2 separate regions of the Mus musculus genome follow, and region 2 is linked to region 1. A link is a loop called in an ENCODE intact Hi-C map of the cell type or tissue named here. Cell type or tissue: heart. All regions are shown on one strand.

Region 1 (8,000 bases):
GGGTTCCTAAGGGTTTGGGTACCCCCTCCCCCCCCACCTCTGTAGCTCTGCTACCTGCAATAAATAGGTTAGCTCTTGGGCTGCCTCCACTCTATGATAAGGGCAGTTCACTCCAGCAGAGGTATCAGGTTTCTGGTATCTTCAACACCCTGGGGGCTGCACTGCAGCTTAGGTCTCACCCTCACCGTGCGCCCTGGAACTCCATGCTGGGAACCTGACCCTGCTGCACATTGCCTGGCCTCAGCAGCTTCCTGTAAGCCTCCACGACCCTGCCATTAGGTCTACAGGCAATTCCAATCCCCCGAACTCCAAACGGCAGTCCAAATCCTAGAAATGGGCTCAACTTGGACTCCTGGAGGATTTCTTAGATAAAAGCCAGCATTCCTCTGGAACTTGAAAAGCTGGTTCCCCTTCTACTAGAAGGAGTCATTTCCTTAACTTCAGGCAGAAAGGACAAATGGCTACCTGTAGTACCTATTAGAATACCAAAGTATAAGCTGGCCTCCAGGCACCCTTAGTGTCACAAGCACGTGTTACACAAAGTTCATGCTAACATCCTAGCTCTTCTGACCTGCTTCCTTACCTTAAGTTCCCTCCAGCTCATGGGCTCCCCTCTCCCCAACCCCCAGTTACTCATTCTCCTGGTAAGCCTGCTGTTTTGGCGATGCCTTTACTCTCTATCTGTATTAAGTTTGGGTTTTTATCTCAGTGAAGAGACACAATGGCCAAGGCAACTTTTATAAAGGGAAACCCTAATTTGAGCTAGCTTTCAGTTCATGGTGGGAAGCACCGTGGCACGCTGGCAGGCATGGTGATGGGGAAGGAGGTGAGAGTTCTACAACTTATTCAGCAGGCAGTAGAAGCAACACTGGGTGTAGCTTGAGCATATAAAACCTTAGAGCCCACCTCCACAGTGACATGCTTCCTCCAACAAGACTTCAACCACTTCTTGATAGTTCCACTCCTTACAGCCAAACATTCAAACACAGGAGTCTGTAGGGGCCATTCCTATTGAAACCACCACACTGTCTCCCTCCTCCCTCTCTCTGTTTCTCTGCACTGCTCCTGCTTCTCTCCTGGCCAGATCTAGTCTGCTGCCCAAGTTCAGATTCTCTGCTCTGCACTCTGACAGTTGTATCCAGCTGTTCTACCTCTCACATCTACAATAAAAATCTTCTGGAAGCCGGGCGTGGTGGCACATGCCTTTAATCCCAACACTCGGGAGGCAGAGGCAGGTGGGTTTCTGAGTTCGAGGCCAGCCTGGTCTACAAAGTGAGTTCCAGGACAGCCAGGGCTACACAGAGAAACCCTGTCTCGAAAAACAAAAAACAAAAAACAAAAAAAAAAAAAAAAAAAAAAATCTGGGCTGGAGAGATGGCTCAGAGGTTAAGAGCACTGAATTTTCTTCCAGAGGTCCTGAGTTCAATTCCCAGCAACCACATGGTGACTCACAACCATCTGTAATGGGATCTGATACCCTCTTCTGGTGTGTCTGGAGACAGCTACAGTGTACTCGCATACATGAAATAAGTAAGTAAGTAAATAAATAAATAAGTAAATAAATCTAAAATAAAGGAAATCAACATGTTTAAAAAAAAAATCTTCCCCCTCAGCATGGAGTGGTCATGTTGTCAGTTTATACACCTGTAACTTTTATATTCTATATGCTGACAAAATTAGCACTGTGCAGATAGAACTGAGTTTTGATAGCCACTCAAGATGCAGTCTGGCTCCCTGGGACCACAGTCTGGCTCCCTGGGACCACAGTCTGGCTCCCTGGGACCACAGCTGAGTGTCCTCTCTGTGCTATTAGGGCAAGGCGTGCTGGATCCTTCAATGGCAGAGGCTACCCTCTAGACACCATTCCTATTGTCCCGGACAGGGTTGTAGGCTTCCTTGTGTGTACATTTGACCTTGACAGCTATCTTCACTTTGTAGCTGCTCTATTGGTTGTTTACAACCCTGCCCCGATCTATACACAGGTCCCCACTTCTTTCTCCTGAGAATTCTCATGTAAACCTGACTGGCTAACGGAAGTGAGCAATATTTGTGCCACTGCTGACTGATACGCTATCTTGAATTTCCTTTTATCAAACAAATTAGTCCATTATTTTAAATCTGAGCATTTCTCATACTTTCCGGATATAGGCAGATGCAGCCAGATTCTTTGCCAGACTATAACACAAATAGCTTCTGCCCCATTTTCCGAAAGAACTCTTGTTTTTCTCTGAAACTTCATCAGCAGAGTGAACACTGTGCCTTTTTATGGCATCCTGAACTTCTCAACCCCCGCCAGAATACCCTCTCCAGCCCATAGCTCCAAACTATTCCACATTCTTCCTGCAAACTGACTATGAAACCCAAGAGCCACATGGTTCCAATTCTCCTAGATTGTTTCTTTCATTGCTGTGACAGAATGTAAGGGGAGGTTTATTCTGACTCGCAATTAGAGAGAAGAGCACAGGACATTTGGTGCCTCATGACAAGGAAGGCATGGTGGGAGGGTTTCTGTGACAGTGTGGCACCCACAAGGAAGCGCAGAGTTCAGGGCAGGAGCTGGGCAAGATTGCAGTCCTCCAGATGTGCAGCTAGATCTGTCAGCTAGGGTGCCTGTCCCAAAGCTTCTACAACATTTACAAATCAGGGCCACCAGCTGAGGGAGGACCAAGAGTTCAAACACATGAGTCTGTGGGAGACATTCACACTCAAACCATAACAACCTGTACACTGGGAAGGATGGCAGAGCAAAACCTACTTCACATTCCGAAGAGGCAAAGTCTCAAGGACTAAACAAAACCACTATTCTTCATCATCATCATCATCATCATCATCATCATTACAGTCTAGCATATTGTCTTTCAAAAAAGCATCATGAAGAGTCAATTATAGGTTGGTTCTCTACTTTAAATAAATGAAGTAGAAGCAGAGGTTCACAGTGGAGCAGCGGACATAGCATTAAGTTCAGAATTGGAAACTTGTCTCTGGGTTTGTGCCTGCTTCTACTGACCCCACACCTTCTGTTATTCAATCTGACTTGTCTGGGCTTCTGGCTGAAAGGAACAAGAATGCTTGTTTCCACTTTGAATTAATCTCTGAGATCCCTTAGAAATCTCTGAATCTGTATGGTTGAGACTTCAAGGGTTCTCGACTTGTGGGTTGTGACCCTGCTGGCAAGCCTCTATCTCCAAAAATATTTACATTACGATTCATAACAGTGGCAAAATTAGTTATGATGAAGCAACAAAATAATTGTATGGTTGGGGGTCACCACAGCCTGAGGAATTGTACTAAAGGTTCGCAGCATTAGGAAGGTTGAGAACCACTGTTCCAAGAGGTTATGTTGAGAAACTATTTCCCTTGACTTGTTTTAAAACATATGGATCCTGATTTGAAAAGTATATTATTAACTACTTTTAACTTGTACATTGCTCACTTATTAAAAACAACAAAATGTTTTATGAAACACTTTCTCCAACCATCACAGAAAGTTGCTTAAAATCTACAAGATTGAAACCCACCACCTAGTGGTGAGGAAAGGAATTTCACGCTAGAGATAGGGAACGGGATGGTTTCTCCCAGCTAGCGGTCATTTCCCTTTGATCTTCTCCCCACCTAACCCAGGGTAGTAATAACCACACAGAAACTCAACGAAGTCTGACCTAAGACTTTATTTGCCAGGGGTCTTGCTTTGAGACACGGTCTCATTATGTTGCCCAGGCTGGCCTGGCATTTGCAATCCTGCCTCTCAGCCCACCGAACTGTTGCTATTACCAGGTGTGCACCATCGTGGTCGGCTGATGGTGTAGTAGTCTAAAGCGATGAAACAGTGCGGGCTTTGAGAATTGTGGAAATCTAATTGGCTCTGAGATGGAAGGTGCCTACTACCCGTAATCTTACTCCTATCCAGGAGACCCACCAAGTCATTCTTAGGGGCAGTTACCCCCGTTCCCACGCCAGAGCGCCCTCCCTTCAAAGACCCAGACTTGATACACATCAGTGGAATCCTTGAGGTCAAGTGATGATTTTGTTTTACCTACAGAAATACTTACATTTAAATATTTAGAAGGAATGCACTCTCAAATTCTAAGGGTGAGGAAGAGGCCACCTAGCTTGTATTGGTAAGTAGCCATTTCCGTTTTTTTCATTTCCTATTTCCTCCTTGCTCTTTCTCCTCTCTTTCAAATAAATCAAGTAATTAATAGTGTGATGTTTAAACAAAACAAGGCTCCCTGTGCAAGGTGGTTTAATTATCCCAGAAGGCACCTGGAAATCCTTTCTCATCAAAATGTTCTGAGTCCTTTCCTGAACTACGGATCTGGGCGTATATTTCCCAACATATTCTTAAGCTGTTGTTTGAAAGTTTGAAATTCATTTTCTACTAGCACATTTTTTTTTCTCAGCTCTCTTAAGACTTTCAACTATGATCAGTCTTGCTAGTAAGAGATCCCCTAGGCTTTTTATTTGACTTAAAACCCTTTTCTTTTTTTTTTTTTTTTAAATTGGGGCTTATGAATACCGGCGAAGCATTTCGATAACTTAAAACTTAAAATTATCCACTTCACCTTTGCAAACCTCGGGGCTCAATGCCTCCAAGGGCATCCGGGCATTTATTCCTATTTCTGCTCTTGCACGGCGCCCCCGTGGGAGGAGCCGTTTCGACCGAGAAGTTGCGAGAAGCAATGGTGCGGAACTTGCAACAGTTGGTGCGGGCCGATAGGCAGGTAGGAAGTGATAGATGGGACTAGTTTAAAACCCAAAAGCCCCGGGGAGGGCCGGGGCCACCGTGGCCTGCCTGGAGAGCGAGGGCGGCGCGGGGACCGAGCGCCGGCGTAGAAAGACGCCGTTCCGGGCGGGGCGGGGGGACTGGACGTGGGACGCAGAGCTGGTGCGCGGGGACGCCGGGCGGGCGGGCGGGCGGGAGGAGGAGCGGGCCGCCACGGGGCCACGGGGAGGTGAGCGCAGCCTTGCCCCCGCGCCGCCCCCGGCGGGAGGCGCGACGCCCAGGCCACGGGTGCGTGCGCGGCCCCGGGCGACGCGGCTGGGCGTGCGCGGGGCCGCGGCGGAGGCAGGGCCGGGCGGGCGGCAGAAGATGGCGAGGGTGTGTAGGCGGCAGCAATGCTCCGTTGAGAGACGCGGCTTTCGGCAAGAACTGGACTCGTGGCGCCACAAGCTCATCCACTGTGTAGGTGAGGCCCTCCACCGGTGCCCCGGGCCGCCCGGCCGCCGGCCTCCCGTGCGTGGGAGGGAGCAGGGCAGAGTCCGCCGCGCTCCGGCCCCGCGCGCCCTCCCGGGCTCGGCCCCCTCCCCCACCCCCCGGAGCGCGAGCGCGCCGCCGCGGCGCCCCTCCCCTCGGCTCGCGGGGCGGGCTCGGACGCGCGGCCTCTCCCCCAGCGGGCGCATTGTGGACGCCGGGCCCGCCGCCGCCGCCGCCAGCGCGCCGGGACGCACGGGGTCGCCCCCACCTGCCCTCGCCCCGCGCCCCTCCCCCACGCCGGCGGCGCGCCCCCGTGCACGCGTGCACGCGCGGCGGCGCTCGGGCGTGTGCGAGGCGTGAGGTGGAGATGGGGGCGGAGGGAGCCGGAGCTGTCACAGGCCCCGCGTCCGCCTGAGCGAGCCAAGTGGGGTGTCATGGCCGCGGGGGGCAGCGGCTGCACTTCCTCTGCTGGCAGCGGCGGCTGCGGAGTTAGTCCTCGACGCACGGGTCGGTGTGTGCGGATTTGTGTTTGGCGTGCGCGCGCGGCGGGGAGGCCCGGGTGGGAAGCCGGGCGGGGGGGTCACCCTGGTCCCCTCCGCGGAGCCCCGGCGGCCGGCGACCGGCGCGCTTCCCCGGGCGGCGGGAGCGTGGACGGGAGTGGGGGGCGCCCGGGAGGGGCCGGGAGGCGAGCTGCACCTCTCACACTGTGTGTTTTGTCTGTTTTTCTCTCCCAAGGTCCCGTTTCCCTCTGTGCGGCGGCCGGCGGGACCATAAGGGCTTAACTCACATATTTAACCCCCCTCCAAAAAGTAAGTGGCTCTTGTGGTGTCTGCTCCACCCGCCGCCCCCTAGCCTCTGTCCATCCTTGTGTCTGACTCTAATGTCCTCAGCATTGTTATTTCCCCGTCTCTGCTTCGGTGCGGCTGATGTGTGGGGAAATGCCCTCTCGTCGTCCTCTGTCCCCCACGCCCAGTCCTCGGGGAGGCCCGGAATTCCAGCCCCCCGTGTGGATGGGGCGCGTTCTAGGGATTCAGGTCTTCCTCAGACGGACCTGGGAAATTCTGTCCGTCCACTTGGGCCCGGGGTCCCCTCTTTCCCGATGGGGTTTCGTTGGAAGGAATTATGCAAATCCTGCTTTCTGGTGTCCATTCAGCGGCAATTTCATGCGGTGAGAAGTTCTCTTTGTTGTGCGAGGGGGAGAACAGACACTGATTTAATAGACATATCTGCTGGGGGGGGGGGAGGGTGGAGGGGGTGTGGAGAGCCTCAGTTTGGAAGAATTACAGCACTTGGTTAGCTCAGTCTTTGTGTTGGAGCCTTCTGGCTTGACAGGAGGGTCTGCCCTTTTACAATGTCCCATAAGGGATGTTTTTTTGGTAATAGATGAAAAAGCAAAACTAAAACTTTAAAAAAAGTGGAAAATAAGGTAACCTGTACTTAGAGAAAATGAGCACTGCCATTTTTTGCAGTATTTCGTTATGAAAATGTGTATTGTGAATTTATTAAAGACTTAGACTGTAATACCAAATGTAATTAATTCGGTAAGATATTTGATACCACTTTGGTTGTCCAGAGGTTAAAAGTATATATTTTTAAATGTATACTTGGGTAAATAATGAAAATCTGAGCAATTTTGGGGGAGGAGGTGATTTACCTTTTTGAATACAGGTTAAAATTTCCCTCTTGCCAATCCAAGCCCTGCCCTGCCCTCCAGGAAGCAGCCGTTTCGGCTCTAGCTGTCTTTGCTCTCTTCTGCTTCTGCTTGTTTTGTTTTCCATGACCTGTCACACATTTGCTATAATGTGACATGGGCTTAAGCACTTAGGAATTACGTTATTTGTCATCGTCAAGTAAGTGTACAGGGCAGGTTTTGAGAAACATCTAATTGAGGCGTTTTCTGGATTCTTAGTTAATACAAAAGACTGAAACTAGAAGGGTTTTGTTTTTGTTTTGTTTTGTTTTGTTTTTTTGTAGTGTTTTACTCTTGGTGATTGATTGTGTCCTGGAGGGCATTTTAGTGCTTAAAATACTGTGGAATTGAGAAATGCAACCCTTCAAATTTCTTGTGTAGATACAGCTTTTGTTTAAATTATTTCAATGAGTATCCCTATGCTGTTTGCTTTAAAATCCTTGTGTTCTGTGACCTCCCCTTTCTTTTCATTAATTGTATTAGTGGTTGATAACTGCTTCTGGACAAAAATGTTTTGTTTTGTTTCCTAATAAAATTCTCCTGTAAACACCTCAATTGACTCTCAGAGTCAAATGGAGTCTTTGGAGAATGTTTTTGAGTTGGTGACTGATTTTTCTGAGCGAATGTTTGGAACTCTAGATTTCCATTTTTAGATGATGTCCGGGAGCTTTTAGAATCCCAGCTACAGATGGTATTTTAAGTACTAATACTTATCGATAATTGCTCAGCTAAAGTCAATTGGGCGTCATATTTTCTCTTTTGTTACATGTAATTTTGTTCTCTAAGGGGAGTGTTTTAAGTGGTGCTATGAGGTTTGTGTTATAAAGGGCTGGCAGGCTATAGTTTAAAAGGAGCTGTGCTGTTTGTTATCAGATGCAATAGCTCTTGTTTTACTAGGATTTGTTCTGTGCAGGTAATCTTCTGATTCTCTTGGTTGATTATCTTAATATTTTAGGGGTGTTTGGTTTCTAAGTGAAACTTAATTTATAACAGTCTTCGGGTTAAAAATGAAATTTCAGTCATGTTCAGGATTTAGTTTTCCTTCTTGCTGTTTTTGGCACAGAGGGAGTAAGGGGCCAGTGATTTCTGGAAGACAAGTTATGGAGTCAGTAATAA
Region 2 (8,000 bases), 140 kb after region 1:
CAGATCTAATGGTCTATTTGAAATACTTACATTTGCCGTATTATTTTTCAAATTACTAAAAAGTACAGTAGATCATAACCATGACATTAAAAAGCTGAACATAGAACTTTAGTGAACTCTAGTGGGTAGAAGTCAACCACGAACAGGGTCTTGATAGAAAAAGTGCTCGAAGCACCTGAGGTCATCTGGAACTTGGGGCCCTTGACGTGACTCAGAGCTTCAAAGACATGCCACAAACATCAACAGAGCCGCACCTGGGATCTCAATGTCCCTTCCCAGTTCATTCCCCAAAACCACAGGGCCGAAGTCTCCTACAAGCCACTCAAGCGTCCTGGCTTATCCCACATGCAGTTATTTGTTTCTGTCCTGAGCAGAGGTCAGCCCCTCACTCACCATTTTAAGCTTCCACTTGCCCAAGGCTGGGTCTTCCCAGTTGAGAACCACCTGTCCCCCCTCTGGTAGTTTCTACCGCTCTCTTTCTCCTGGGAACCATCTTGTCCAACAGAAGCCAATGTGAACCACAACTTATATGTTTTTCTCTTCCTCTCTCTCTCTCTCTCTCTCTCTCTCTCTCTCTCTCTCTCTCTCTGTCTGTCTCTCCCTCCCTCTCCCCTCCCTCCCTTCCTTTTTCCTCTTTTCTCCTCTCTCTCTCTCTCTCTGTCTCTCCCTCCCTCTCCACTCCCTCCCTTCCTTTTTCCTCTTTTCTCCTCTCTCTCTCTCTCTCTCTCTCTCTCTCTCTCTGTTTTTGTTTGTTGTTTTATTTGAGATAGGGTTTCTCTGTATAGCTCTGGCTGTCCTGGAACCCACTCTGTAGACCAGGCTGGCCTCGAACACAGAAATCTACCTGCTTCTGCCTCCTGAGTTCTAGGATTAAAGGCACACTGCACCATGCCTGGCATAACTTACTTATACATTTTAATCAAAAGTTTTAAAAAGAAATAAAATCAGAAGGCTAAGGTAGGAAGACCAGAGATGTCAGGTCAGTCTAGCTATGTAGTATGATCCAGTCTCGGAATATTTACTAATTCGTTAACCTTTTTAAAAAGTAAAGACAACTGAGAGTTTATCCGGAAGTGGAGAATGGGTAGGACCCAGGGAGACATAGCTGGGGAGGGCAGCAGCCAGGCTCTCTTCCAGTCCAAAGGACTGTGGGTTGGGAACACACTCTGGCGTCCGGCAAGATTATAAATAGCCCCGTGTTGTTGGTCATTAGTATAACTCGGGCGCACTGAAACATTAGCTGTGTGGTCTGCTTATGCCTGCTCTATTAATGGAGCCTAGCCTGAAACAGCCTCTCCTGTCTGCGGTCAGAATAATTCTCAAGCTGTAAAACCCTCTACCTGCCCAACCCATTCATGCGTTTCTATGTGTGTGGAACTGTCTTCATCCCCTGCACCCAGAGGCTGCAAAAGCGGTGCCCTGAAACAGGAGCCATTAATTCCAGAGCTGGACCAGACACTAGCCACCCAAACCACTCGCTGTGTCAGTCAGCATTAACTGAGTCAGGCCTGCCAAGCACACGGGAAGGGCACAAGCCTTCAGCACAAAGGAATGCCGGAAGAAAACTATCATCCATCCTAAAATAGAATCAACTTCAGTTGAGTATATTCCCTTCCAGCCTGCCTGCTTCTCTCCTCCCTTCCTCCCTTCCTTCCTTCCTTCCTTCCTTCCTTCCTTCCTTCCTTCCTTCCTTCCTTCCTTCCCTCCTTCCTACCCTCCCTCCTTCCTATTTCTTCTTACCTCCTTCCTCCCTCCTTCCCTCCTTCCTTCCTTTCGTCCATTGACAAGCTCCCGTTAAGTAGCCTATAACTTGCCATCTTCTCAGTCCTGGGAGCACAGGCATATACATGGCCCCATCAATTTTTATGTTCATATTTGTATCACATTAATTATTCTGCATGTCATTGAATACAGATTACGGTGCCATACAGTCATTAACTACTCACTGTTTTATCATATGGGCGTGGCAAGATGTAATGAATCATTTCTACTGAATTTTCACGCCCACTTCTCAATGAACATTGAGAAATTAAGCTTTCTAGTCTGTAGCAGAATAAAGGCAGCAAAATGCAGGATTGTAGCAATGAAAGGACAGTGTTGGCAAGCTGTGGCACGAGCCATGACAGACACGTAGCCTTTTGGCGTTGGACTGCAGGTTAGACACCTGAGCTGGCATATGTCTTCTGATGGATACATGGGAGATGCTGTAGTTTGTACCCTGGCCTCGCCTCTTCCTTTCTTCCCAACTATCATGGGGTCAAAAACTTCATCATCCACATGTTCCCAACATGATGTGCAACCTTACCACAGGCCCAAAGCAATATAGCTCCCCAACTATGGTCTGAATTCTCTGAGGCTGTGAGGCAAAAATGAAGTTGATTGTCTCAGGTATGTTGCTATGGTAATAGAGAGCTGACTAACATTAGCGGATGGTAGGCTAATGGACAAATGACCTTAACTGATTTCTTATGAAATAGATCTGGCCTCGGGCTTGATAGCACTTTTTCTCCCAAAGACAGCTATAGGATCAAAGTTAGTTATGACAGCTTTAGGTTTGCTCGTTTAGGACATGTGCTGTCTGACCCTGGAAAGGAAAGTGGGGGACAGCGTTGAACTCATTGGCACAGGAAAAGACTTCCTGAACAGAACGCCATTAGTTCAGGCACCAAGATCAACAATTAACAAGTGGGACCTGAAAAGCTTCTCTAAGGCAAACGATACCATCATCCCGACAAAGCGGCAACCCACAGAACGGGAAAAGAATTTCCCCAGCTACACATCTGATAGAGGGCTAATATGCAGAATATAAGAACTAAAACAAACCAACCCAATTAAAAAATGGAGTGCAGCTCTAAACAGAATGCTCAATAGAGGAATTGCAAATGGCTGAGAAACACTTAAAGAAATGTTAAACATCCTGAGTCAGCAGGGAAATGCAAATCAAAACGACCCTGAGATTCCATCTTACACCTGTCAGAGTGGCTGAGATCAATAAAACAACTGACAGCTCATCTTGGCGAGGATGTGGGGCAAGGGGAGCACGGCTGGTGGGAACGCAAACTTGTACAGCCGCCGTGAAATCAATATGGCAGTTCCTCAAGAAGCTGGGAATCGATCTACCTCAAGATCCAGCTAACCCACTCCTGGGCATATGCTCGAAGGACCCCGCATCCTACCACAAGGACACTCGCTCAACTATGTCCGTGGCTGCTCTATTCAGCCAGAAATGGAAGCAACCTAGATGTCCCTCAACAGATGAAAGAATTAGGGATTTGTATGTAGTACATTTACACAGTGACGTACTACTCAGCCATTTAAAAAGAATGAAATAAAATCAGGAAATTCACGGGGAAATGGGTGGAACTAGAAAAAAAAAATCATTCTGAGTGAGGTAACCCAGACCCAGAAAGACAAACCTGGTATGTGTTCTCTTATGTGTGGCTATTAGCTGTTCCATCAATGAGAAACAGACTACAATTCATAGAACCGCAGAGGTTAGGGGTAGTGTGGGGACTAGGAGGGGACAGATAGATGTCCCTAGGAGATGTAAATAGAATATGTAGTTATGGATGGGGGACAGGGACTGGAACAGGAGGATAAAGTTGGGATAGGGAATTAAAATGGGACTAGGAGAGAATCCAGGAGAGGCAGCTACAATTAAGGAACATTTGAGAGGTCATAAGGAAACCTAACATAGACGAAGCTCCCTAAAATATATACATATATGAAGGCAATGTCTGTTTTAAGATCACTCTCACTTTACAGATTAAAATATGGGAAAGGTGATTCTCAGAACCAGGGACATCTAAGATGGTTGAGGGGACACTGAGAAAAACTTGGGATACCAAGGTTCTCTGATCTAAGTATGCCCACCCACTCATGCCCTGGAAGTGGAGCGGGCTCAGAGGTAAAGAGCCAAAGCCGCCCATTCACAGTCCATGTGCATGCCACAGCCAACGCTACCAGGAAACGCCAGGAAGATGCCTTTTCTGCACTCACCCAATCTCTAGGGTGAGGACAACCCTCCTCAGCCCCAGGCTTATCTATTCCTTCATTGTTTTATATATAATACATAAAAATACACTCTTGGTCACTTTTTAACACATTCGGTGTGCAAGTCAGAAATGCTAACTGTATTCCCATCCCCAGGTGACCATCTCCATTACTCATTTCCAAAGTGTTTGCATCACTTCAAACTCTGTACTTTGAGACATTAATTCCCTTTTTGTTCGTGTGTGGTGTGCCTATGATTGTTTGTATACACATCTGTGTGTGCATGTGCATCTGGAGGCCAGAGGACACCCTTGTGTGTTGTTTTTCAGGTCCCCATGCTTTTCCTTTGAGGCAGGGTCTCTCACCGGCCTGGAATTCACCAAGCAGGCAAGGCTGGTCAGCTGGTCAGTGAGCCCCAGGGATCTGCTTGTGTCTGCCTCTCGGCTATAGGATTACAAGTACATCCTACCCTGCCCAGCTTTTTATGTGAGTTCTGGGGTGTCAAACTGTGGTCCTCAGGCTTGCAAGGCTAACACTTTACTGACTGAGCCATCTTCCCAACCGTATGCTTTTAAAGACTCACCACCACGGCACTGCAAGCTGTAGGGCTTGCGAAGCAATTCTATGCGATTCTATCTCTTTGGGAGACATACTTCTGGTGCTCGTCCCCGTGGTGTGAGATGAGACAGGTGATATGAGGATGGTATGAAGCATGGGCAGTGGGGTAGGAGCCACCCCCTCACCAGCCAGGCAGCTTCAAGCAAATGTCTCCCTTCCTTTCCCTAGCCTTAGTTCCTTATGTGTAAAACAAGGAGACATTGCCCATGTTGTGGGATCATTATGGGGACATGGGAGGTCACACTGGCAGGTGACAGCACAAGCAACCAATAAATGCTTGCTACCACCTGCTAATGTCCTGTACTCCCTCACAGTCCCCGTGAACTACTGGGTGTGTATGAGGTCAAGAAGGGATCTGGGGAAAGATCCCAGACTCAATTTCAAGACAAAGGCACCATGTTCTGCTGGTTTGAGGAGCTGGGTCTCCTTCAGACTCCAGGTTCTGCTTAAATTCAACAAGGCTCAGAGAATTGGGCTGGCATTACTTACAGGTGAGACAGAGACGTCACGTCTGCAAAGATGCCCTCTTGGAGGGTGGAGACATCATTGCCATGCAAAGACCTGAGGAGAGAAGATGCTACTGGAGGCAGCTCCAGGGATAGAGTGGGGTGCCCAAAGGAGGACCATCCTAGCCCTTGCTGAATGGACATTTGGGTGTCTACTAATAGGGAGATAATCTACAGTCCAGCAGACACCAGAAAGGGAAAAGGAGTCCTTAGAGTCCAGCTAGGCCGTGCTATGCCCTTGTACTTTGGGAAAACGGATTTCGCCATTTAAATAGTTCAAGTACTGAGTTTATATCATAAATAAGACATGTAGGCAGGCTGGAAAGATGACTCAGCGAATAAGAGCACAGACTGCTCTTCCAAAGGTCCTGAGTTCAAATCCCAGCAACTACATGGTGGCTCACAGATATCTCATAATGAGATCTGACGCCCTCTTCTGGTGTGTCTGAAAACAGCTACAGCGTACATACACATAATAATAAATAAATCTTTAAAAAAAAAAAAGACATGTAGGCACACAGGCCCTCTTTCTTAGCCTGGAGACAGAGGCAGAATAGGCTGTTTGCAAGAAGATGAACATAGCCAGCTATAAATTAGAACCGGAGGAGTGTCATCTTGGTTCTGAAGGCTCAGGAGTCATCATAACAGACACAACAGAATGTTTTGGTCAAAACATTCACTGTGAGAACTTGTAGAAAAGTTCACAGCTCTCTGGAAACAAACATTGTAAATCTGAACAGAAGTCTCTCGTGCAAACAAAAGACTCCTTTATTTTAGGCATCCCTCCCCTATCATAAACAGTTACACAAATTCAACTTGGGATGATGGTCACCTCTTGGCTCATTTCCTATGCATAGCATTCCTTTTATAAAGGATCTGAATGAGAGTATTCTCATCTCCCATCATTGGATATAACTGTCCCTGCTGGGGCTCCACCAGGGGGTTTGGGTAGGTAGGTCTTGGGTCATGGGTAGGTCTCCTAGAAGAATGAGTTGGGAGAGACTTACAGCAGGCGCAGCGAACGAAGTCCTTGAAAGGCCAGAGGAGGGATGCACTGGAGGGCATTGTAGCTGAGGATCCTGCAGGGAGGAGGGAGGAAGCTAAGGCAGGGATGAAGGGCTATTCCTAACCCATCCTATGGGTGAGCAAGCTGAGGCTTTGAGGCCAGGGTTATGTTATGAAGTTAGTTAACAGTATTTGTATTAGGGTTGTATTTCTAGAGCCCACATGCTAACCCACATAAATGAACCGACCAAGGGCAGACAGGCAGATTGGTGAGGGAGCTGATTCTGTGATAGATATGCAGACCGGAGAGCATGCCTCTGGCATCAAGGGAAGGAACCAGCCACATGTGGAAGGATCTCAGAGTAATTATGCCGACTCACCAAACAAAGTGAATCTTTTTATGTGAATCTCTGACCAGGTTCAGAGGTTCAGGTTGTGGTGAGGGCTTTCCTGGTGCTGTCATTATAGAAAAGTTGGCCAAAATCTGTACCCTTTTTGAGACAGGGTCTTGCTATGTAGTCCTAGCTAGCCTCGAACTTGCAGCAATCCCCGTGCCTCCGTGCTGGGATTATGAGTCATCACTCCCGGCTATCAATGTCTATGCTTTAATATTGGATGTTTGTTGCATATTAATATACCTAAATAGAATTATTTTTAAAAATCCAAGTGAAGGGAACTGCCCACGGCAGAGGAAAGAACACCGCATTCCTCATGGCTGCTGAGATCGCTTAGTCGAGTTTGTCAAGCTCAGCATTATTGTCAGCTCCAGGCTGTGGGGCTTTTCCAGGTGCTGAGGGAGGGCTGTGGTCTCCCTGAACTCTAGCCACTCCATGGTGCTGAGGGAGGGGTGTGGTCCTCCCAACCTCTGGCCACTCTGTGCTAGCAGCATCCTCCCTCCACAGTATAACAACTACGTGTCTTCTGATGTTGCCAAATGCCCCTAGAGGTACTTGGGACCTAGGACCTGAAACACCACATAGGTGGAGGTGGCCTTCACAACCAGGCTCATGGAAGCCCATTCACAGTTAAATCTTTCCAGAGAAGAGTGGGCAAGTCACCAGATTGTCATGAAGGTGAGGGTGGGCATGAGCTGACCCATAGATGCAAGCGGGAGACCTGGCCTCTGCTCATACTCTGGTCTTACAAGCTGGCTAAGTGGGGCCCTTTCCGTACTGGCTTTCAGGTTTGATCTAAGTCTCACCTGGGAAAGTCCTCAGGTCCCAGCACAAGATGTGTAACTCAAGGAGTTAGGTCATTTGGAAGAGACTTTTATGTTTGGCTTGTTTTCCTTACTCTGTCCTTGTGATCAGTTCCTTGGTGACAACTGGGGTTCTAGCCATGTTCATGCCTATGTATGCCTTCACTACACCTTCCTTACCCAGTCTACTACTGAGGGTTGTGAGGGTTGTGTTCAGCTCAGATTGTTGTGAGATCAGACCCTCTGAAAATGCTGTGCCCGTGTGCTAAGAAACCCCATGCTGGCTTCTACAATATCCCAAGCCATTGGCCACAGGCATTAGCCCGCATTGCTTATATTTGCCATGTGTGTGCTATATTTTTTTTTTTACATTTGACAATGGCCAAAAGCTGGGTGTCATGTAGTCTGTAGGCTCTCAGGCCCCTCTCTGGTGGGAAGGGGCACCTGCATGTGATCCCAGTGATGCCAGCACAGCCTGATGCCATATCCCTGTGCCCGCCCGGCCCTGCTGGCAGGCACTCACAGCGTGGTCAGCTGGCTCATGTTGGTGAAGGAAGAATTGCTCAAGGAACTGATCTTGTTGTTGCTCAAGTCCCTGGAAAGAAGCAAGAACATCTTTGTTTGTAAAGAAAGAAGGCTTTGCCCCTGGGTGCCGTCTGGAGCCTCTCCTCTTCCTCCCA

Evidence for each region. A loop is a pair of places that touch in the nucleus more often than their neighbours do. Peaks named below come from ENCODE experiments on the same cell type or tissue, not always from the same donor. Only the 100,000 strongest peaks of a DNase experiment are listed, where the experiment ranks them.
Region 2: a loop joins it to region 1, with 2.6 times the contacts of the local background. A loop is called at or near these places in 5 of 42 quality-filtered maps.

What each region holds. Positions count from the first base shown.
Region 1 is chr19:41,477,598-41,485,597 of GRCm38, forward strand. It overlaps Lcor (ligand dependent nuclear receptor corepressor), which reads left to right and starts at 5,085. Exons shown (of 8, transcript NM_001370767.1): 1 at 5,085-5,186; 2 at 5,930-6,003. In heart, CTCF peaks have their summits at 3,530 and 4,665; DNase peaks (open chromatin) are centred at 3,804, 5,064, 5,614 and 6,144; H3K4me3 peaks cover 3,852 bases; H3K27ac peaks cover 2,902 bases; H3K27me3 peaks cover 558 bases.
Region 2 is chr19:41,619,398-41,627,397 of GRCm38, forward strand. Slit1 (slit guidance ligand 1) reads right to left here. Exons shown (of 37, transcript NM_015748.3): 23 at 7,844-7,915; 24 at 6,125-6,196; 25 at 5,101-5,172. Among named protein-coding and RNA genes, the nearest start is that of Gm52407, 19 kb to the left of the region's middle. In heart, no CTCF peak of the experiment used is centred here; no DNase peak of the experiment used is centred here; H3K27ac peaks cover 733 bases.